Regions from separate parts of the Homo sapiens genome. Here region 1 is linked to region 2. Evidence: chromatin loops called from intact Hi-C (ENCODE). Cell type or tissue: thyroid gland. All regions are shown on one strand. Each heading gives the region's core, and the rest is flanking DNA. Links, peaks and the distances in the headings are about the cores only.

Region 1 (8,541 bases), core at 2,947-5,446, 86 kb before region 2:
GACGGAGATGGCATTGAGCTGCGTGGGCGCACAGCAGGGCTTGGGCACCGTTTCCGGGTTGATGAAGTGGACCTGAAACACACACCAAAACATGGGCAGTGGTGAGAAGCGGTGAGTCGTTCTAACTGGCCTCCACGTTTCTATAAAGAAACATCCTGTCTGGGCATAATGAATGACTGCAGGTGACACTCCCCAAGCCAAGCACTCCCTGTTCTAAGCACTTTACATGGACAACTCAGTTCTGGGATTATCCCTGTTTTGCAGACAAGGGAACCAAAGCATAGAGGTTTTCACATTATACAGTGGGGAAGGAAGGGGCCAGATCCGACATTCAGGACCAGGTAATTCTCTGTTGGGGAACTGCCCTGTGCACTGTAGATTGCTGAATAGTGTCCCTGACTTGGACCCACTAGAAGTGCTCCATCTTGCTCATGGACTTCTCTGCACCTTACAGAGGATGTGGGACAGGGACACATAGACTCAAATGCCTATGAGTGCCACGTGAGTGCCACTGATAAGCAAAATAGACCGAGGTAAGACAATAGGGAATAGTGGGGACTAAGGCAAACTAAGGGAAGAGGCCGCCACTCAACCTAAGCTGACGGCAGCCAACCAAGATCAGTGTTAGCAGATCTGCCACGTGTTCAAGACAGGCCAGAGATTCCACTGTCCTGTTGTTTTCAACGTGAAACTTCTGGGTTTCCAGCAACTGTAGGTGCCAGGCAAGAGCATCAGTGACTGGCACTCTGTTCACAGCCTCCAGGCTGTGACTGCTGACATAGGCCAGCATGCTTTTTACACATTTTATGATGGACAATTTCAAACTCTTACACATCCATACCCTTCCCCACCTGCTCCACCTTGAATGATTTTAAAGCAAATTCCAGCCATCAGCTCATTTCCTCTGGAAGCATTTCATCAGGACTCTCTAGAAGACAGTTGCCCCCTTTTAAACATGACCACAATCGCATCATTTCACAATCCCTGGAGAATTCACTTTGATCCTGCAGATCTCTGGTGAAATACTGATGGAAGTAGGTGCACACAGGGCGATGGCACTCCTGTTCCATGGGCCATGAAGGCAGGGGTTGGAGAAGGATAGAGATGTGTCCCCTGGCAGCCGGGGAGACATGCCTGGCACCTTCCAGGGGATACTGGCACAGCACAGCACATCCAGGCCAGGGAACAGGTTGGGGAGGACTCTTCTGTTTCCAGCCTAAGGACCTTCAATCCCAAGTAGGGCTTTGAAGTTTACAATTGAGGAGGGGAGCAAGGGCTTTGGAAAACCAACACTTAAAAAAACAAACAAAGAAACAAAAACCCCTGCCCTCAAAGAGCAGAATCAAATGAAAGGGATAGATGAGATTTTTCTCCAGGACTTAACACACAGGACAGGGACAAGAAAAGAAGGAGGCAGATTACTAAATGAAAGGAGGGAGTAGTCCTGGTAGTGAGCTCTCTGTCACTAGAAGCATTCAAGGCAGGGTGGATGATCAGTAGGCAGGAAAGGCTCAGATGATGTTCATGACAGGGAGCTACATAACCAAGGTCCTTGAACCTTGGATTCTAAGCAAAAGAACAAAATCCCTACAGCTCTTATCACTATGGTTGCTGTTGGCAGAGCAGGAATAACACCTACTGAGTGTCGCCACGTGCTGGGCACGTTAATCTCATTATCACATGGAATCTTCCTGGTGACCCCACTGAAATTTAACTTGAAATGGCCCCATGGGTCCCCACTCATCTCTCCATCCCATTATCCTGCTGGCCAGCTTCTGATCACTGTGCCCCTCACTGAAATTTCTCATCTGTTTACCTGTTTCCTCTACTGGAAAATGAAGCAGGGCCCAGTGCTCTTAGGCACCGTAACCAGCACCCACAATACTACAAGCATCCTCAAAGGAGCCCATACAACTTTTAGTTACTTTAAAAATTAGGAGAAATAAATGAACTCCAGGGTCGAAGATTATACTCCTCTTTATACCAAACCAGTCATAAAGTACAATTTTTGATTTTTTTTTAACGGCGCAAGGGGCCCCCAAAAGTCATGACATGGCAATGGGCTGACATCTACTCAGGCCCCAGCTTGGAGGCAGCAGGATCTGGTGGCCCCGCAGCCTGCCCGGCCCAGGTGACCACACCCCAAGATGGCGTGACACCCACCAGCGTCTGCACGATGGCGTGGTTGGTGGCGTTCATGTAGGAGTTCAGAGGGAAGGCACACTCCCCCTCACAGTAGTAGGCGGCGTAGCCTTCAGGCGCGATGATCCAGTCCTGAGGAGGAGAAGAGAGTGTGGGAAACCATGCAGAAGGCCTGAGCCACAGCATCCCAACCCCCATGCTGGCCAGAAACCACCACGCCAGGCTCACGACCCAAGGTGGAAGCCTCAGACCATGCCTTCTGAGCAGCAGGGGGCCCAGCAGGGGCAGGAAACATGGGTGGCCTCTCATGGTCCCAAAAGAATGGAAAGAAGGACCACTCTATAGTCTTGGCCTATAGTCCAAGCTTAGTAGACTGAGTGGGAAGACGGCTCAAAGCTGCGGTGAGCTATGATCACACCACTGCACCCCAGCCTGGGTGACAGAGCAAGACCCCATTTCTAAAAAAACATAAAATAAAAATGAAGGAAAGCCCCACGGGGCTTGGCTGATCCTAAAATGGACATCCATGGCTGTGTCTTCTGGACAGAACGCGGCACAGGAAGGAGCCTCCGGTGTGAGGCAATCATCAGCTCTACCCCCACTAGGTGGTCACACACTGGCAGTTCACCTTAAACAAACCTCCATGCCTCGGTTTGCCCACCTGCCAGAGAGGCTAATAACTCATAATGGCATCACCCATGCTGGCTCCGGGTGCACTGGTCAGTAAGGGATCCATGTGCCATCCTTGCCTCTAGGGTCTGGGTGGCACAGAAATGTTGCCCAATAATCAATATACTCCTCAGTGATGCTTAAGCACATGGAATCTTCCAGCAGAGGCCCCTGGAGTTTGGGTTCTGTCCCAGCTGCAGGTGGATGTGGTCATCAGTCCTGAGGGCAGGCTCACAGGAGGGCTCAGAGCTGGCTGTGTGCACGTACGCCCTGAGTGTGTCTGGGCATAATCCCCAGGGAAGATTCTGGACTCTCCCACTGAACTACAAGCTCCCTGAGGGTAGAATACCACCAGTTGCCCTGATGACCTCATGACAATACCCTCTCCAGGGATATTTGAGCCCCACAGGGCAGACACATTGCAGTGTTCATCGCTGCATCTCCAATCCAGTACCTAGAACAGGGCCCAGAACGCTGCAGATGCTGCATGACTGCTGAATGAGAATCACACCAGAGCTCACGGCAGGTGGATCACATGACCCTCACTCCTCTCCTAGGATTCATCCCCTGCCTTTTGCCTCACTCCATGCAAATGGCTCCAGAGGGGGCAGCCATGTGCCAGTAACATGACCCCACCCCTGAAACAGTTGACTGGTTCAGGAACAAGTGCCTGAACCAAGCTGGGCAGATCCGTCCCTCCCGTGGGAATGGGAATGGGGTAAATGAAGTCAGAGGGCAGAGGGGGAGATGGCTCCCCAGGTATCTACATTCAAACACACGGCCCGGCATCATCTTGAGAAGCAGCCAGCCAAGGGATGGGAATGAGGTGCATGCAGAGAATGGGGTTCAGAGTCCAAAGTGTTTGGGTTCCTGGTTCAAGTTCAAGTCTCAACCACATTTCTGCTCTCGGATTTCATGAGGCCTCCCTGTATCCTTAGCCCAAGTCCCCTTCCCTAGCGAGGCCACTTGATACTGGAGTCTTAACTGGCAGAGATGAGAAACAAGACTGAGCACAGACCCGCTGCCTCGTGGGAGCCCACGCCAGAGGGCCCACACCCAAGACAGACCCAGCCAGCCCCTTACCTGCCAGCCCAGGTCTCGGAAGCTGACATACAGCTCGTGCTTCTTACAGGCCTGCCTCTGGTCGCTGCTGCTGTTCTCTGCATTGACAAGGAAGTGAAGAAGCAGAGCCCAGTGAGGAGAAAGAAACACACACACATCAAAGTTCCCTCCATCTTAGGCAGTGATGTGAACAGCAATGAAGCACAGACGGCTGGGGGGTAAATTTCCCGATTCAAAAGCCAGTTCGAGGGTCTAACTGCCTTAAAACTCATTTCTACCCCCAGCAAAGGCCCTACTAAGGGAGGTGCCAATGCCCCATTCCTCTCTCATGTAGTCTTATCCCATAATACTTTCTGGAACCTTCTGCGGACACTGGTTTCTTTTATACACGTGTGTTGTTTAAATGCTGACATCTGCCTGGATTCCATAAGGGAATCAAACCCCATCCACCTCACACAAGGCCACTGCAGGCACCCTGCTCAAAGAGATCTGCTTATGAACAACCTCAACTCGTGAGGCCCCAACACACTCATCCCTCTGCAGGGGCAAGAGGATGCGGGACAGGGCCTGGGACAAGCAACCATCACCACCACCAGCAAGAAGAAATGAGACAGCAGAGAGTCAAAACCTGATGACCTTTCAGAAGAAAACACTCCCGAGGTTTCTTTGAGTAGTGAAAATGATACAGGGGGTTTTCCAGAACTACGTAAATTTGGAAGCATTCGGGTCAGGGCCTGAGCACTTGTAAACATTGCAGAAGTGTCTGTCTGTCTGTCTTGTCTCTCTCTCACACACACTGCAACCTTCCTTCCACCCCACAACAGAGGGATTGCTTTTTTCCTAGTCATGACCTGTCTTTCCTCCACCTACAACTTCCCAGGGGCTCTCTGTCATACTCAGAGCAGGGCCCAGGCTGTGCCTGTGGCCCACAGGCCCGGTGTGCTCTGACAACTGATTGACCAAACACCAAGCTCACTCCCACCGCAGGGCTCTTGCATGTGCCGTTTCCTCCACCTGCAATGCCCCTCCCTGCAATCTTTGTTGTGTCTGGCTCAAGCCTTGGTTCCAATGTCACCTTCTCAAAGAGGCTTTGTAAAGTCACTATTAGATCCCCAAAGCTAAGCTCATCAGTGCACATCCTGTCCAGGAGTCAGGAAGTGGTTCAGGAAGGGCAAGTGACCCAACACAAACTAAAAGACATAGAGACTTCTGGAAAAAGTTCCCACATTCCTAAGAAAGACCCATGGAGAGACATTCATTCTCTTCCTCCTACTGCCCAGGAGCAAAAAATAATGAAGCCCCCCTGGCCAACTACAGCTGTGGCCTTGAGAGGAAGCAGCACTGAAGATGGTGGGGTGGGGCAGAAGGAGCTGGGGCTCAGAGGACACTGTTGAGCTCCTGGATCAACCAACCCTAATGTCCACCCAACCTTAGCTCTGCGGGCTGGTGAATTTTCTACTGGTTGAAGCGCATTTGACTTGGGTTTCTGATGTCTACAGCCAAACCTCAACCCATCCCAACTGGCTGCCCTGTGAAGGCTCATCCCATATAGAAAACGGCAGTCTGCTTGAGCCCAGGTGTCGCCCTTAGAGGTGTAGACCCTGGAGCACAGTCAGCCTCTGAGTGGAGTCTAACTCGTGAGTCAAGACCAGGTCTTGGGGACTGCTCTAGCTCTGGAGTCAAACCCCAGCTCTCCTAGATCTTGGACTCCTGGTTTGCAAAATGAAGAGAGCTCCTATAACTCCTGGGGTAGGCTTGAGTGTTCATGGCAGTTTCATATTTTCTTCTTCTTCTTCTAGCCCACTTGTTAGGGAAATTTGAAACTACGCACATTCTCCATTCACACACACACACACACACACACACACACACACACACACACCTGTTAACTGTTTGAATGCATGGCTCTTTCCTCCACACCCACTACATGCCATTAGGGTATATGTCAAAGAGTGGAACACCACTCAATTTTTGGCTTTTCTCTGATTCATGAGAATTCTATCTGCATAGCTTCTAGGATAATGAGAAATGGTAAGATAAGAAGGACATCGCCGAACTCCCTTCCCTAAGCCTTACTTTCTTCATCTGTAAAATGGGTGGGACAGGAGTGGTGCAGTAAGCTAGCCTCCCATGGACCACACACTGCAAATTAGGACACCTCCTCAGACACAGACTGGACATTCTGTTGGTCCTGGAAACCTTCAGTGTGCCTTAGCTACCCCATGGCTGAGAACAATTGTGGAATGAAATGGGCTAGAAGCAGCAAGCCAAGAGTGGAAAGCAGAAAGGAGAAAGAAGAGGGTTGAGGAGGAAGGAGGCAGGAGAGAGGAGAACAGCATGGAGAGCACAGGAGTCAGGAACTGGCCTCCAAGGCTCAGGCTGAGACAGGAGCACCATGCTCCCTGCTGGGGACTGAAAAGCAGGCTGCTTTTATTTTCATCAGCAATTTTTTTTTTGAGACAGAGTCTTGCTCTGTTGCCCAGGCTGGAGTACAGTGGTGCAATCTTGGCTCACTGCAACCTCTGCCTCCTGGGTTCAAGCAATTCTCCTGCCTCAGCCTCCTGAGTAGCTGAGACTATAGGCACTCATCACCATGCCCAGCTAATTTTTGTATTTTTAGTAGAGACGGGGTTTCACCATGTTGGCCAGGCTGGTCACAAACTCCTGACCTCAGGTAATCCACCCGCCTTGGCCTCCCAAAATGCCATTTTTGAATATATCTATTTATACAGATATAAAATTTATCTACAGTTCAGAAAAGCAATGTGGAAAGATATGCACACCAATAACGAAATTACATTTAATTGATTATAACCGAATCACATGTGTGATTCCTGAGGAGACACTTGAGACTTTCGGTGAAGTGAACTTGCTGAAGGCTGGGGCGGGGCTGGTGGGCTCCAGGCTTTGGGGCAGGAGCGCTTGCCCCTGGGTGCCCTGCCCTCGCGGCCTGCATGCCTTGTGGAGTCACTCATTCATTCAGCCATTGCTAGGGGCTGCTTCCTGGTGTGCAGGCATGAGATGAGTCCCAGGTGTAAGACAGCAAAGCCCTGCCACTCAGGGGCTTTTCCAGAACGAGAGGCGGGTCATAGATAAGTGAGTGCACATGACTTACATGGAGATGAGGGCTACAGAGGAAAACAAGGCAGGAGAAGCTGGAGTGAGCGGGCATGCTGCCGCGGGTGCCAGCAGGCGCTCTTCTGAGGAGGTGACATGTGGGTAAGAACCAAAAGGAAGTGAGATAGGAGGGTGGGGAGGCATCCAAGGGCGAGGCATTCCTGCATGACGATGCTGAGCAGTGGGGACGAGGCGCCCTCCATGTCTGAGGCCGCTGGAGTAGCATCGGATAGAGGATCAGAGGCAGGCACTGAGCCTGGCAAGGAATGAGGAAGCTGGGGCCTGGGTCAGCAGACAGTGTGGGCGGAGGGAAGATCTGCGTGGCTGGAACCAGCCCCAAGGCTCAATGCTGCAAGGGGGTGCTCAGAGTGGATGGAGGCAGCCAGGGGGAGCCCAGAGGCCCCTGGTCCCCACCCTCCGTGGGGGAGTAGCAGGGCTGGGAGAGAGAGAACCAGCTCTGGGGCAGCAGGAACCTCCCCAGGGCCAGGGTGTCCTCAACACAGGAAGGTCAAGGTCAAGGAACCATCTGGGAGGAGCCCAAACAGCTGGACTCTACAGCCTGCCCTCTAGAGCACACGATGCCAAGCAGAAACCTAAGATGGCCTTCATGGCTGTGGCAATGCCCAGGGCCACAGGTAGCCATGCCCCTCCACGAGCCTCCTCCCTCTTCCCTGTGGGGGGGTAGAAGGCAGGGTGGAGGAGAAGGAACATCCCCTCAGCTCAGGGATGTGTCAGGTGAAGCTGCTAGCTCGAGCCAGGGACATTGCTGACTCCTTGGTGTCCTGAGTCAAGGAGGATTCTGAAGCTGTGTTCAGGCTCCGTCAGAAGGAAGTCCCATGATCTATTAGCAATGTCTGTCATGAGCACAGGAGAGGCCATGATCTATTAGCAATGTCTGTCATGAGCACAGAAGGGACAAGGAGTGGCCTGAGTGCTACTTTCCCCAACCCTGTCTTAAAGTAAAGCCACGACATTTGGCATAACTTAGTTCAAACCCAAGGCCAAACAGACCAAGGCCGAGCACAGCTCATGAAGCTAGTTATGGTGTACGAGTGAGGCGTGGGCACTGGCCCTGCCACCAGGGACTCCAGACCCTGCTCTGTGCTTCCAGGGCTCTTTGATCACGGCTGTCCCAGCAGAAAGTGGCCGGAGCTCCTGTGTATCCTTAGGACTTATTAGCAGGAAAACAAGGAAAGGAAACGAAGGAGGGACTCCCAGCTCCCCTGTCCGTCCAAGCCTGCCCCACCCGCCCCCAAGCAACAGAAAGTGAGCAGGAGACAGCCCTGACGCCAGCACCGGGATTCATCCACCTCCTCAACCCCCTGCTTGGGCCGCAGACAAGTCAGGACTGGTGCTTAGGCTCAGCTCCCGCCTCCACGGGTCATCTGGCAAAGGCGGCTGCTTACCAGGGAGCTGGGTCCAAACGTGGGTGGGGAGAAGGAAGTGCAGGGACCCAGTTTCTCAACCCCAAACCGCACCATCTGAAGAGCACGTGAAGCCCCGGGGGAGGGGGCTGGCGGGCAGGAAAGCGAGCTCCGCGTGGGGTAGCGT
Region 2 (8,541 bases), core at 3,565-6,064:
TATTACAATTATAATTGTTATGCAAATTCCAACTGACAATCATGGGAGTTCACTAGCTTCAACAAAAATATCTGCATAATTGACAGGTGGGGTTGAAAAATGAAGCTCTGGTTTCAGTAACACACCCCACAACTTACTTCCCACATTTCTGTCTTTGAATCTTGTGAGAGACACTTCAATCATGATAGCGTGGTGTCATCTGTGCCATTTCCTGGACGCTCTCTGGTGCTTTGCCTTTCTGAGCAAGCAGTGGTATCGTCATCTCCTTGCCAACCTTGGGTCAGGTTTGGCCACATGGCTCACTTTGGCCCATGAAATGTGAGCAGAAGCTCTTTCAGGTGGAAGAGTAAATTTTGGGGTACATACCCTAAATAGAAATAAGTTGTGGCTGGGCAAGGTGGCTTACGCCTGTTATCCCAGCACTTTGGGAGGCCAAGGCGGGTGGATAAAACCTGAGGTCAGGAGTTTGAGGCCAGCCTGGCCAACATGGCGAAACCCCATTTCTACTAAAAATAAAAAATAAAAAAAAATAACAAAAATTAGCTGGGCGTGGTGGTGGGCACCTATAATCCTAGCAACTTCGGAGGCTGAGGCAGGAGAATCACTTGAACCCAGAAGGCGGAGGTTGCAGTGAGCCAAGATCGCGCCACTGCACTCCAGCCTGGGCAACAAAAGCGAAACTCCATCTCAAAAAAAAAAGAAAAAAAGAAATAAGTTGTATAACTACTAGTTAGGATCATTTGTACTTCATAAAACAGACAAAAATAGAAATTTTTGAAGTTAGAAAGTCACTCCCAGGTAGAAATATTAAAAGCCAACGCACAGTTCACATTATCTTTCCTTCTGGCACCTTATTCGTAACATTCTGAGGACCTCAGCCTCTCCCAGGGACTCTGCTGCCACCAATGTGCAGAACTCCACGCCTCCACCCTGAACCCACGATAGAGCTATAATGTGATACAAATGAAAAACAAACTTCTGGGATTTTTAACGCACCAAGATTGTGAGTTTCTTCACACACAATAACTTCATTTATACTGACCAGATGAAGGGTCATCGAAATTTGGGACCAGGCCTTTAGATCAGTGATTCTAAACTGTTAAATCATGATTTTGAAAACACCAAAGAACAGTCCATTGCACCGCAAATTTTCATGACTGCAAACTTAATTAAATTATATTAAAATTTAATTTTAATTAAATGTATATTGTTAATTAAAATTGTGTTAACAATTAAAATTAAAATGATTCATTAGTTAAAATTTGTATTAATTAACAAACACCAAAATTTTGTATTGCTTTTAGCTTTAGTGTCTCCTACTTAAATTTCTATTTTTGTCTATGTTTTATGAAGCACAAGCTATCCTAGCTATCCTGCAGTAGTTATACAACTTATTACTATTTAAGGTATGTACCTGAAAAGGTAGTAGTGGGAATTGGAGATCAAAAGCATTTAGAAGAGACTGCTTAGAATGTCTTCATGCCATATGTGCACCGAAACAACCAATATCTGAGCACCTTCTATGCCATGAGAATTCTGCAAGGCTGTGCATGGGCAGGAGAATAAGGCTGTCTGAAAAAAAACAGGAAAAGTGTCCTTTATTGAAGGCCAAAACACAAGCCACCAAAAAAAAAAAAAAAAAAAAACTTGCCTGCCTTTGTGTGTGTAAGTTGCCAGGGGGATGAGCACTTGGACCATTATATGCCAACTGTCATGCTAAGAGCTTAGCTTTTTCTTTTTCTTCATGTAGTCCAAGCTACATGAAAGCAGAAGACAGGCTGGAAGCACAAGACAGGGCAGGCCTAAACCCAATGCTTAGAAACACACAAGTCCTCGATTTTGGAAACGGTGCAAGTTTTTATTCGTGGCCAATTTTAATTAAGCCAGGCAACAAAAGATTGAAACTTGAAAGCTACTCCAGGGAGATAAAGATGTGATAGAACACGTGACCTCAGAGATGCAGGGAAACCTAATACTTGGTGAGTCGGATTTTTCAAACAGTATAAAGAGCTGAAGGGAATTTATGGAAAGTCTTGAATGAGAAACGCCACCCCTCGGTATCTGGCCCTGAAGCCATTCTCTTTCGTCCTCTGGTCTCTAGAGGCTTCTAAACATGCTGAATCCACACAGGGCTTTGTTGTTGCAGCCTAACCCCAGCTGCGGGAGCCTTGGGCAGCCTTGCACCTGCTCCAATAAAAAGTGGGGAAGTTGTGCAGTTCTGTTAATGAATGCTTTGGGCTTGTCACTCCCTTGAAGGAAAAGACAATTTGTACTTTGACCATCTTCCAGAAAGGATTGGGAAGAAATACTTCAATAATGCAATTTTTTAAATGAAACATTTTATTTTGAAATTAATTTTTAATTCAAAGTTGCAAAGGCACTACAGAGAGTTCCGGTATACCCTCTCACTGAGTTCCAGTTTCCCAAGTAGTAAAATCATTAAATAACCATAGATGCTAAAATTGGGGAAAAGATTCAGCCTTAGACTCTATTCATCCTCAAATAAGTTTGGTGCATTCATTCAAATTCCATTGATCTCTGAAAGAGGGAGGCGCACACATATTCACACTCTGGGGACCATTTTCTTGACATTTAAAATAACATGGGCAGTTTAATCTCAGTATTTTAAGATTAAGTACTTAAAAACTGAAATTTGGACTAATATACCAACGTAAATCTTCATCTGGCCAACACAATAAAAACAAGAGCTACCATTTGTTTTACACCTACTAGGTGACAGCCTCTGCGCATGGGTGATATGATTTCTATTTCTTTAGAATCTGTTGAGGAAGAGATTCTCTTGTAGCCTTTATAAAATGAGGACACAAATGCAGAGATGTTAAGTAACTTGCCCAAGGTCACACAGCTAATGTGCTGTCATAGTGGAAACAGACACATAGGTTTAGGCTGTGTCTAAAGAGAATCACTGTGGATGCCGTTCCAATCTCCCTTGCCAAGTCACACCCACTGCTGTCACCGAGAACTTCCGTTACACGGCAGTGAAGCCCCCAATCCCCCACCCCATATATCACCCAGAATTAGCTGCAAAGTGTCAGGAGACTTGGCCAGGCAGCCCCAAGCATCAGCGAGGGCTGGAAGCCTTCACTGTGAAGCCCTTTATAGAAAGCCGCGGTTGGCAGCCCCCGCTCCTGCATGGGAACAAATTAACATTGGCATTCCAAACACAGGAAAGGAAGGAAATTGGAAACACAGTTTATACTTGGCCAGCCCTTTGAAATACTGTACCATGCTACCGACATCAATTAATGAAAAGCAGGGTTGTGTGAGAGGCTCTGGTTTGGAAATGCATTAACACACGTTCAACATGTTTGCACAGGAACCGGATTATATGCACCCTGGCTCCAAAACAATAAAGCAATTACCCTAAAGCTGGTGCTCTCGGAGTTGTCATTAATTCAATCCACTCCACGCGGATCAGCACAGGCTTTGCGCGGCTCCCCACAATGCCTTCCGACACAAATGTTGAAAAGGCGGTATTGCACATGCTTGCCTGAGTTTCGCATAAGTAAGTGTCAAACTTCATGCACTCTAATATCCCCCCAAATCATAAACACTCTACTTTGGAGCGGAAAAAAATACACAGCAGCAGTCCTAGTATTCCCTGGCATTGCTATTTCAGTTTGAGTTTGAGCAATTTTTTTTTTGCCGGGGAAGCTTAAATGAACTATCTGTTCCATATTAAGAAATACCAAGTCACATTTTTTGTCAATTATTATTTGTCAGATGCCATTTGCTGCAAAACCCGGAATTCAATCCCAGCTTGAACACACAGCTAATACCAAACGGCTCACTAATAGCCGCGGTCGTACATGGGATCATTTGCAGTGAACAAACGCCCTTCCTCTATAAACTGTTTCAGGGATTGGAAAGAAAAGCATGTGAAGCTCTGGAATAAATAAAGCACCGTGCCTTGAGCTGCCCAGTACATGACCCTTGCATGCTGTGAGAACAGGCTCAAAATGACCCAAGAGCAAGTGCCCACTTCGCAATTTTGTAAGAATGCTTCCGAGAAAGGATTTTAGATGATGTAGGTAAATCTCATTGTTTTTGACCTGCAATAGAAAGAACCAGCTCGCTTCTTGAAGGACCAGCATCCCCAGTCACTGCCTCTACACACATGTCCACCTGCATCTGGAATCCAGGGTCCAAGCAACAGACATCACGGGTGTCTCCTCCCCGCTCCTGGTGACGTCATCTCCTCAGCTCAACTCCACGTTGATCTGGGATCCATCAAGTTGGAGCAATTTGAGTGTGTAAAGCTAAATGTGTTATCATTTTCACCACAAATTAACAGTTTCTATGTAAATATTGGTAGTTCCTCACCCCATGAAGGCGAGAGAAGGCAAAATGGCACCGGCGCATTTGATTTAAACTAATTAAAAGCAGAGGGTTGTGCAATTCAATATATTGATTTTACCAGTGGGACTTAAATCTTTTATAATAAGTGTACACAGCTGCAGTGCTCTCCCACCACTACGCTGTAAAGGCTAATCCGCACATTCCTTCTGACAATAACATGACAGGTCCCACACATCCCTGCCTGTGCCCTAACCCCGGTGACAGTGCCAGAGTGCATTAAGGCGAAGCCTTGCAGTGGCTTGCCAAGAAACCAGTGTGCCAACAGCCCCCCCGCTAAGACTGAAGAGTGAGCGTGAAAGAATTAATGTGGCCAGAAGCATGGTGCAAAGGGCTCCCCATTCAAAATATTCAGGCTGTTACACGGATGGGCAGATGGGGAAGGGTGGAGACGGGGGAGACTTAGGGCACGCTGATTCTTGCAATGGGCCAAATATGACCTTACCAAATGAGGGAGAGATATTAAAGTGATAGGAGTGATCAATCAACTTAGATGGGACTCTCCCTGGAATGAAGTCACCAGTTGTCTCTGAGTTCAGCGGACACGTGATATTCACTCACATCGCAGGCATTCCGGTGGTGAGGGGATCGCGCACCAGCTGTGTTTATCTCGGCAAAGGCTTGAGAGCCTACTACGCCATGGTAAAGCCCCAAACCGTAGCTTGAGAGGGCTGCATCTCAAAAGCGGTTTCGTCTGTCTGTGCATTCAGACAATCATCCCCCTTGCTGCCCTGAAACTGATTTGCAAGTGGGCCATCTCTGTTACCCCTTCCATGGGGACCGCTCCACAACCGAATGACAACCCTGGAACCAAAACCAAAAACAGCCACCCAAGTTGGCATCCAGGGCTCAGCCTTACCCTGCCTTGATTCCAGAAGGAAAATACATAGAAAATGAAAAAAGTTCAAAGCTGGGTCACATACATGCTTGGGAAAAGTGGAGGAAAATCTTTGATTTATATAAGCAGGAAAATGAGGTTTAAAAGAAGTGATTTTGAAAGGGTTACGAAAAACACAGCTGTTGGTGCACTCCTATAGCAAAGGCGCTCTGCAGAAAGAAAGAAGGGGGGAGCTGTGTGACATCTATATTAACCTTTGGCTGCTCACCAGTGAGGGCCGGCGCTCCGAGTGCTGGAATGTGGAGCAGCCCCTTCCAAATTTTAACACAAGCCAGGTTACAGCTGCAAATGCCTGCAGTCCACGCTCCCCTTTGCGAAGCACTCCCTGAAGGAAATTTTTAAACTGTAACAGAATCTTTTTCTAATACTCTACAGTGGTAGGGCCTGCTCTTGACGGGCAGTGGGAGAGGTCTTAATGCCAAACACTTGTCAACAAAAAGGACAGCCAGATGGCATAAAGCAAAAATCAAACTGCACGGCCTTCTCCCTACTCTTCAGCTACATTAACAAAAGCCACTTTTATAGGCTGACTCCAATAATGATAGGTTTCCAACTTTCTCTTCTTTTCCTTCAAAGATTACACAAATTTCATGCCTTCATTACCTGGACCAGAGATAAACATGATGACTTCCACTCCCCTAGTGCCAGCCGGCTACTTTACAAGATTCCTAACAGAGCTGCTGGATCTTCCCAGAGAAAGAATGGTAACGGGCTATGGCTAGATGCAGTGTGCGGAGTCGCCATTGCCTGGGGATTATTTAAGAGAGGGTAGCTGTTTTGAATTCCAAAATTAAGTCTACAAAGAGGAGTCGGGGTTGTTAATCCAAACCAGTTTACAAATCTTGCCATTGAACTTAAGGGGCCCAGGCTGGGAAGATGGGAGTCTCACTCAGGCAGCTCAGTTCACATTGCCTGGGGCTTTATGGTACAGGCTGGGCTTTGTCATAAGGTGCGGCCTTTAGTCCTCATTCCCACCACCTGGTTTTGTCGTAAATTCCCCTCTAGTTTCCCCTCTAGTTTAGATCCCGCTCAGCCTGGCAAAAAACTTGAATTCCAAGAACGACTTATAGGAACAAAAACCAGTTTGGCGGCAGACAGAAGGAAGAATAAATGCACCAGGTCTGCAAAAGCCTTCAGAATTCAGGCAAGGGTCCCCCCTCCCGCGCACGCAGGCCGCCTGCCTGCAAGACAGCAGAGCTCTGCAGTGCAGGGCGAAGGGGCAGCAGAGGCTGCCAAGATCCTCACCCATGCCCCCCCCGCCAAACTCCCACCATAATAAGAAGTAATAGTTTGATATGTGCAAGTGATATTTTCTCACTCTTATGTAAATTGTGAGAATAAACTTGCCTTTAGAAAACTTCGAATACTACAGATCAACATGATTTGCAATCCAAGGAAAAACACTATAGCAGTACTTTCTCAGCAAACTCAGTGGCCAGACAAGTCTCCTACACCTCCCCCCAACCCTCTCCAACCCTACTGCCACCCCCAAGTCCCTCCTATGGAGAAATTCCAAGCTACAACAGGATAGAAGGGACAGGCCATTTATTTGTGTGCTGCTGCTTAGCAGAAATTAAAGGCCAACATTAGAAGCATCTACAGGAAGTGTCTCGCCAAACTGCAGCCCAGGTCTTCACCTAACTAATGACCTCGAGTTTAGGGACAGAGAGAGAAAGAAAACAAGGTCAGTGCGCTCTGTTAAAAGCCACTCTGCCATCTAATTTGGAGTGATGTCCCAGAAAGCTAGACCTGAGAAAGTCAGGGTCCCACAAAGCCCAAAGCCAGCCTGACTGATTAAGAGGCTCAGACAAGCCGGTCTTTGTCCTTTCAAGATGAAAGAAATGGATTGAAAGGTGTATGTACAGCCAGAGGAGGAAAACCACCCAGCTGTGGCCTTCCCAAACAAGTCCCAGCTTGCTCCTGCCGCCATGGGGGGAGCAAATAGCCCGCACCAAAGTTCCCAGAGGCACCCTCCGAGCAACCTGGTCTTTCTCTTGGGGACAGGGAGCCCCGGGGCCTAGCCCACACTGCCGGCCCATAAGCACTGGGGGCTTTTTTGCTCTTGGTTTGCAGGGCCTTCTGCAGAAGCCAGAGATTACAAATACCTTTTTAATGATTCCAGCCAGGCTCTGAAGGCAGCCACTGGGACCTGCACATTCAGTGGGAGTCCGGGGTACCCAACAGAAGGGAAGATGCTATAAATCCCCCACCAGAGAAAGGGCCCTGGCTAACCCCAGGCTTCAGGAGGGCGACAGAGCTCTGCGTTCATTATTTATATGTATGTATTTGGAATTTTCCTTTAGTTTTTGGTATAGTTAATAAATACACATTGTTTTAAAAAAATCACAAATACAGAAGTGCAGACGACGAAAAATCAGACCCCACCTCCCACTCCGTAAGCCCCAGCTATGCCCCCGCCTCTCTACCCCTCCAGTAAAATCTCTCTCCAGTTCCTGGTGTCTTCCTCCAGGAGGACACGATGATATACAAGCACACATGCAGCCCACTCATCTGCACCTTGCTTCTTTCCACCTCATACATCTTGGAGATGGTTCTAAATCAGGTCATATGTTGCTGCTTCCTTCTTAACTGGCTGCTTAGTATAATTTAAACTTTTTTGAAGGTATTTTGGCATCTAAACCTCCCACCCCTTGCTCGCTGAAGCTTGGTTCACTAGTTGGATTTAGTTATTATTAAGTACAGACAATGGCCTCCCGGGAACTCCAGGGACCTTATCAGGAGGGGGAAGCATGAAGGCGGATCTGCGCTTCCCCCGCGCCCCCAGTCCACGCCCCAGGTGCCCAGCGTGGGGCTTCAGTATCATTATTTCCATGTTGACACAGCGCCCGTGGGCGTGAGTTTGCTGTCTTGACTTGGTTCGGGTTTTCGCAGCAAGTTACACAAGTAGAATGAAAGCGGCTCAGGAAACAGCGCTATCGGGGTGTGTTATCTCGGAAACCAAATATTTGATCATCAGTCCCGCAGCGCGCTGGCGCTGCCGGGGGGTTAGTTTGAGCAAGTCTGGAGAATGTGCGCGCACATATGGAGGGGGAGCTCCCCGGCCCTCGCTGCAGCCCCAGGCTCGCGTCGCCGGGGTCGTCGCGGCTCCAGTCGGAAACCGGGACCCCCAGCCGCCCCCGCGGCGTCAGCTCTGAGATCCCGCGCAACCCAATCGCCAAAACCTGTGGTTTGCGCGCCACACGTGGTAAATGCTGAAAATAGATTCTGCCGGCCCGGGACCTACCACTAAATACTTAAAATAGAAG

Evidence for each region. Peaks named below come from ENCODE experiments on the same cell type or tissue, not always from the same donor. Only the 100,000 strongest peaks of a DNase experiment are listed, where the experiment ranks them.
Region 1: it touches region 2 in a loop (1.8-fold over the local background); 9 of 110 quality-filtered maps call a loop at or near these places.

What each region holds. Positions count from the first base shown.
Region 1 is chr20:57,171,037-57,179,577 of GRCh38, forward strand. It overlaps BMP7 (bone morphogenetic protein 7), which reads right to left. Exons shown (of 7, transcript NM_001719.3): 5 at 3,895-3,971; 6 at 2,164-2,274; 7 at 1-72. Among named protein-coding and RNA genes, the nearest start is that of BMP7-AS1, 38 kb to the right of the region's middle. RefSeq lists an enhancer at 1,767-2,268. In thyroid gland, for the core only: no CTCF peak of the experiment used is centred there; no DNase peak of the experiment used is centred there.
Region 2 is chr20:57,256,200-57,264,740 of GRCh38, forward strand. All of the region lies in intron 1 of BMP7 (bone morphogenetic protein 7), which reads right to left. Among named protein-coding and RNA genes, the nearest start is that of BMP7, 6.2 kb to the right of the region's middle. RefSeq lists enhancers at 3,174-3,736, 6,671-7,387, 8,106-8,541. In thyroid gland, for the core only: no CTCF peak of the experiment used is centred there; DNase peaks (open chromatin) are centred at 4,612, 4,961 and 5,506; H3K27ac peaks cover 2,211 bases.